Linked DNA regions of Homo sapiens: region 1 is linked to region 2. A link is an interaction called in ENCODE POLR2A ChIA-PET data of the cell type or tissue named here. Cell type or tissue: Panc1. All regions are shown on one strand. Links, peaks and the distances in the headings refer to the core of each region. The heading gives the core; the rest is flanking DNA.

What was found. ChIA-PET counts read pairs that join two places held together with the same protein. Peaks named below come from ENCODE experiments on the same cell type or tissue, not always from the same donor. Only the 100,000 strongest peaks of a DNase experiment are listed, where the experiment ranks them.
Region 1: POLR2A ChIA-PET joins it to region 2 with 8 read pairs; 3 of 35 experiments call an interaction of 5 or more read pairs at or near these places.

What each region holds. Positions count from the first base shown.
Region 1 is chr1:63,861,497-63,864,413 of GRCh38, reverse strand. All of the region lies in intron 1 of ROR1 (receptor tyrosine kinase like orphan receptor 1), which reads right to left. Among named protein-coding and RNA genes, the nearest start is that of ROR1, 89 kb to the right of the region's middle. In Panc1, for the core only: no CTCF peak of the experiment used is centred there; no DNase peak of the experiment used is centred there.
Region 2 is chr1:63,783,644-63,786,560 of GRCh38, reverse strand. The region is part of intron 1 of ROR1 (receptor tyrosine kinase like orphan receptor 1); the gene reads right to left. Among named protein-coding and RNA genes, the nearest start is that of ROR1, 11 kb to the right of the region's middle. In Panc1, for the core only: no CTCF peak of the experiment used is centred there; no DNase peak of the experiment used is centred there; H3K27ac peaks cover 457 bases.

The sequences.
Region 1 (2,917 bases), core at 278-2,777, 78 kb before region 2:
ATAGTAAGAATCCTTAGACTTGAGGATCTGGCCAAGTTTAGAGCCACAAGTAAGCTGATACAACTGCTTTCTTAGCCTGTGGCCTCATAACAAGGCCAGTTTCTCCAGGTTCTCAATAGGCTGAGAGTGAGCAGCTTTCATTTAGGCAATGGTCCAGCCATGAAACATGAGGCTGCCTGAGGCTGACCGCCTGAGTTTGAATCCTGCCTCCATCTCTTAATAGCTGTGTAATCTTGAATAAGTTTTACTTAATTTCTTGTACCTCGGTTGTCTTATCTCTAAAATAGGGATGATAATAATGCCTACTTCAAAATGCTGCAAAGATTACATGAATTTTTATATGGGAAGCACTTAAAACAACACTTACCTATCACACAGGAAAACACCAAATAAATGCTAGCTGCTATTATGCTATGGTCCTTTTTAGGAAAAAAAGAAGGTGGTTTAATACAAAGGTTCCTATCAGAAAAACACTGCAGAAAGGCCGAGAATAGTAGTTAATGCTAGCATTGATTTTTGTGTCCTGTATTAAATCATCATGAGATGTCCACTTCTGCTATTTTTGCAAAGTTGACCATTTGGTTAACTGAACAAGTATCGCCATCTATGATACAATACAATACAATACAATACAATACAATACAATACAATACAATACAATACAATACAATACAATACAATACAATACAATACAATACAATACAATGGCAGTGTTGAATGCTGGAAAATGTAGTCTGTGAAACTTATCACAAATAAAGAAAAATACGCCATCAGATTAATAGCTTTCCTTCATTTCAGTTTGTGAAATGAATTAATCACTTTCCTTCATTTCAGTTTCAGCTGGCAAGCACACAGCTTTGCATTATCACAGACCCATAGATGGTGACAAATTAGAAGGAACCTCAGTGATCACGATCATTCTGTACATCTAGTCCAGGACCTCAATGTGCAGCTGGGAAACCTGAGCCCAAAGACAGGCATGACTTGCCCAGATAGACCCTGTGTGTAAGGGCCAGCACCAGAAACTCAGGCTCCGAAGTGTCTATCTGTTTACTCATTTACCTCCTTTCACTAGACTTGACAGCCCCTTAGAGGCCAGAATCTATCATACTTGTCACCTTCCTGCCAGCTCAGCACGCCTAGACACAGAAGGCAACAGCAAATGAAGGCTGAAAAGAACTAAAGTGATAGTGTTCTTTGCTTCTACTAAGGTATTATTTTAACTCAAGAAAGAAGAGATAGTTACCTCCTTCACTGAAAGATGACCCAAGTGGTAAAGCAAGGCAGAAATCACAACTAAGCATCCTGCTGGTGTGGGAGTCAGGAGATCAGGGCTTTTGCCCTACCTCTACCCTAACTTGCTTTGTGACATTGGACAAGCATCTAACTTTTCTAAAACAAAAAGTGATTAGGCAAGATGCTGTCCTTGATAGAGCTGAAAGGAATCAAATTTTATGAGGTCACAAAGTGAAATTCAATTTATTATTGATTATAATTCATTGTATGTCACTATGCTTATACTATACTCCAATATTAATTTTTAAAAGTCTTCTTTGTACATTATCACTTAATCCTCACGGTAACCTTAAGTAGGTCAGAAAATACCTTATAACCCCATTTTACAGACAATGACACTGAGGCGCAGTGTTCCCATGTTTATGTCAGAGTTAAATTAACAAATACCACCTATACTGAGAGGCAGAATTCACACCAAGAAAGAAAAAGATATGCTCAGCAGTAGATCAAGGGCCCAAGAAGAGGCAGTATGTGGCTTGAAGGTGAAATTAACAAGGAGCCATGGAACCTGGTCATCTCTCCCTAACTCTCGGGTTTCTTTACTCAAAATTCTGCTTTCAAAGATATACTTCTTTCACAGCTACATGAAGAACAGATGGGTTATGGGAAATACAAAGCCAAGATATTTGGCGGAGATCAGACAGAGAAGGTGAAGTAAGCCTCTTGAAATGTATCCTGCCTGCAATAAAACAAAATGTATTTCTTTTTTTTTTTTTTTTTTTTTTTGAGACAGTCTCACTCTGTCTCCCAGGGTGGAATACAGTGGTATGATCTTGGCTCACTGCAACCTCTGCCTCCTGGGTTCAAGCGATTCTCCTGTCTCAGCCTCCCAAGTTGCTGGGATTACAAGCATGTGCCACCATACCTGGCTAATTTTGTGTATTTTTAGTAGAGACAGGGTTTCACCATGTTGGCTAGGCTGGTCTCGAACTCCTGAGCTCAAGTGATCCACCTGCCTCGGTCTCCCAAAGTGCTGGGATTACAGGCATGAGCCACTGCACCTGGCCAGGAAAATGTAGTTCTAAGCATTTTATTGAAACTTCACAGTAAGACAGACCCTGAAATAAGGTAAAGAATAATAAATAAAAATTATGTGATAACCATTATTTATTGCTTAAGCTTAATTAAAATACCATTAATATTATTTTTCCTTATAGAATATGCCATTTTTTATTTTAATAAATCTTAGCAAATACATAAAATCAACCCTAGACTTGTCAGGAAAGGCGTCTCCACTCTAAAGTCCTATATTATCACAGAAACCCTAAGAAGACTGACCTACTGGCTCAATTGGAATGGGCATTTATCTTTCAAGACTTCCTAAAACCTTTTGAACCCTTTCTTAACATCCTGATATTGTAGTTTCCCACTGCATTGACGAGTACCATTATTTCAAAGTAGAATCCCCAAAAACCATATTTCCTATGTTTCCAACAGCAAGGCAATCATATGCCCCTCTGCAAATCACAGATGCAGAAAGACATACCTTCCAGTAAGCCTACTGGTGAAGTATTCCTGAGCACAGTCAGTTCAACGTGCTCGGCTGCAGTGGCAGTGGTATTTCCTACAGACCTGTCTTGTGGCAAAACCAGGCACTGCTACACAATGTTCTTGGCTATGT
Region 2 (2,917 bases), core at 114-2,613:
GTGGCTCACGCCTGTAATCCCAGCACTCTGGGAGGCCGAGGCGGGAGGATCACGGGGTCAGGAGATCGAGACCATCCTGGCTAACACGGTGAAACCCCGTCTCTATTAAAAATACAAAAAATTAGCTGGCCGTGGTGGCGGGTGCCTGTAGTCCCAGCTACTGAGGAGGCTGAGGCAGGAGAATGGCGTGAACCCGGGAGGCGGAGCTTGCAGTGAGCAGAGATTGTGCCACTGCACTCCAGCCTGGGCGACAGAGCGAGACTCTGTCTCAAAAAAAAAAAAAAAAAAAAAAAAAAAAAAAAAATCAAGTTGTAGCCAGCGTAAGGGGGGAAATGCTTTATTCCCTGTGCCAGGTGCTTTCTTTCTGGGGAGGAAGACTAATCAGTGTTAAGTCCTGGACTTTCTCTGCACCTTTACTAACTCCTCCTTGCAGAGGCCCGGAGCACAGTCCTAGGCAGCAACTTAGGGATGAGCTGGGTAGCACAGACTGGACATGCTCAGTTCAGCTCCCCCCTTCCTCAGTGGGGAAAAAGGACATTAGTTATCACGTGTCCCCTGGGAGGCCCTGACAGCAGACTCTAACCCACTGAAGACTACCTGGTCACAGGCAAAGTTTTCAATGCTTTGACTTAGGGACACCAGATGTGAGTGGGCAAAGCGCTATGAGCCGCACAGAGAAAAAGAGGTTTAAATCACTGGTGGATTAAGAACATCATCGAAAATTGTTGCTGCGTAGGCCGGGCGCGGTGGCTTACGCCTGTAATCCCAGCACTTTGGGAAGCTGAGCGGGGCAGATCACTTGAGGTCAGGAGTTCAAGACCAGCCTGGCCAACATGGTGAAACCCTGTCTCTACTAAAAATACAAAAATTAGCCGGGCGTGGTGGCAGGCGCCTGTAATCCAAGCTGCTCGGGAGGCTGAGCCAGCAGAATCACTTAAAAAACCCAGGAGGCAGAAGTTGCAGTGAGCTGAGATCGTGCCACTGCACTCCAGCTTGGGCCACAGAGTGAGACTCCGTCTCAAAAAAAAAATTAAATAAATAAATAAATAAATAAATAAATAAAATATATATATATATAGTTGCTGCTTGTTTTCAGTGGTCTACACACCACTGGTCTCCAACAGGCAATATCTTGGGACTGAAAATCCCCATACAACACACAACAGTTCTCTGAAGGGAGGAGATAAAACAGTCATGACTGGGTTAAGCATTACCTCTTTAAGGTAGGCATATGAAAGGCTAATACAGTCCATCACCACAATGGAAGTTCAGGCAGAAAAAAGAAAAACAGCCAATACTCTCCAGGGGGTGTGAAAATTATGTAAAAACTTTGAAACACCCCAGTTGGAGTGAAATCCTAGAAGCAAGGCTATAATCTCTCTTATGGAGAAAAAGTAGAATAAGTTGCTTTCATGTACATTGTCTAAACCCATCCGGAAATGGTGTCAGTTTCCCATGAAGAACAGATAAGAGCCTTTCCAGGGTATCTAGGATTTCAGGCAGCATGTTCTATTTTTACCTTATGATGTTTAACCTTCACAGAGCATAAGAAAGTCCCTGCCCTTGAGAAACAATATAATTATAACCTAAGATTTCCAGGTGCTAAGAAAGTCCGTGTCAGAGATAACTGTATTATAAAATCATGCCTAACAAGGCGCTGAGAACTAGCAATTTTGCCCCATCCCATCCTGTGAAAAATCTTAAAGGAAGAATTGCTGCTCTCCATTCAATTGAGAGATGTAGCTTCGATCACACACCAACAACCAACTATGGCCCAGGCACTGTGCCAAACACTACCCATGGTCCTTCCCCCTCTGTCATGGTAGGCACCATTATGGCTCCCATTTTACACGTGAGGAAAGCCAGTCTCAGAGGTTACGTAGTTTGCTGACCTGGCAGAGCAGTAGTGAGCCTAGTCCATCTGATGCCAAAGTCCTTCTCTTCCTGGCTCCTCTCCCTGCCACAATCACCAACCACTTAGGAAAATCCTGTTTTTAAGTAACTTCTCTGTCTTTTTGCAAGTAAATTTTCCCAGGTTACAGAAATCCCAGAGCCAGGTCCCATCTACAAATGCCTTTCAACTGTTTCTAAAGACAACAGCTATTTGAAGATTTTGTGGATGAAACAAGTGAAAATCAGGCAAATTCACCTTTTGGTGAAACAGTAGTGAAAATAGTCATATATCAGTATATTAGAGGCACAAATTCCAAACAAAAGTAGTCTTTAGAGCAGAAAGTTCAATGGGCCCTAAGTCCAAGGGGCTGGGTTTTAGACAGGCCCTGACAGCTACAGAGTGACCTTGTGTGAGCTGCCAAACTCACCTGCCTACTTTTAAAAGGAAGAGAGAAATAAATCCTATTTAACTGTATTTTTTGGAAAATTAAAGGTAATACTGTACATAAAATGATTTTGTAAGCTGCAAAGCCCTATACAAATGGAGGATTTAATTATAATTATTTTGACTCAGCTATTTGGCTGGGATCTTACAGAGAATTTTAATCATCAGACAGAGTTGAAAAAAAAAACTGCAATGCAGTTTGGCATAATAATGATTAGGAACAAAACTCAGGCCTTAGGATATGCAGGTTCAAATCCTAGTTTTCCCATTTAACTCTCTGTGTGGTCTTGGGCAGGTTACTTACTTCTCTGTGCCTCAGTTTCCTTATCTGGAAAATGGGGATATCGTGGAACACACTGAGCACCCTGCCACATGCATTGTGAGTGTTCAAGGAGTGTTCAGCAGCCGGTGAAAGACCTGGTCAGGATTAATCTGCTTCTAAAGCCCATATACTCTTGCTCTGCTGTGCACCTTTTCAACAGACATGTGGTCGTTGGAAGAGTAAGTAGTTGTGTAGTTACCAAATAGAAGGGAAGACACCAAGACAGTTCGTCTTGTATTTTCTCCCATCTGCCCTTA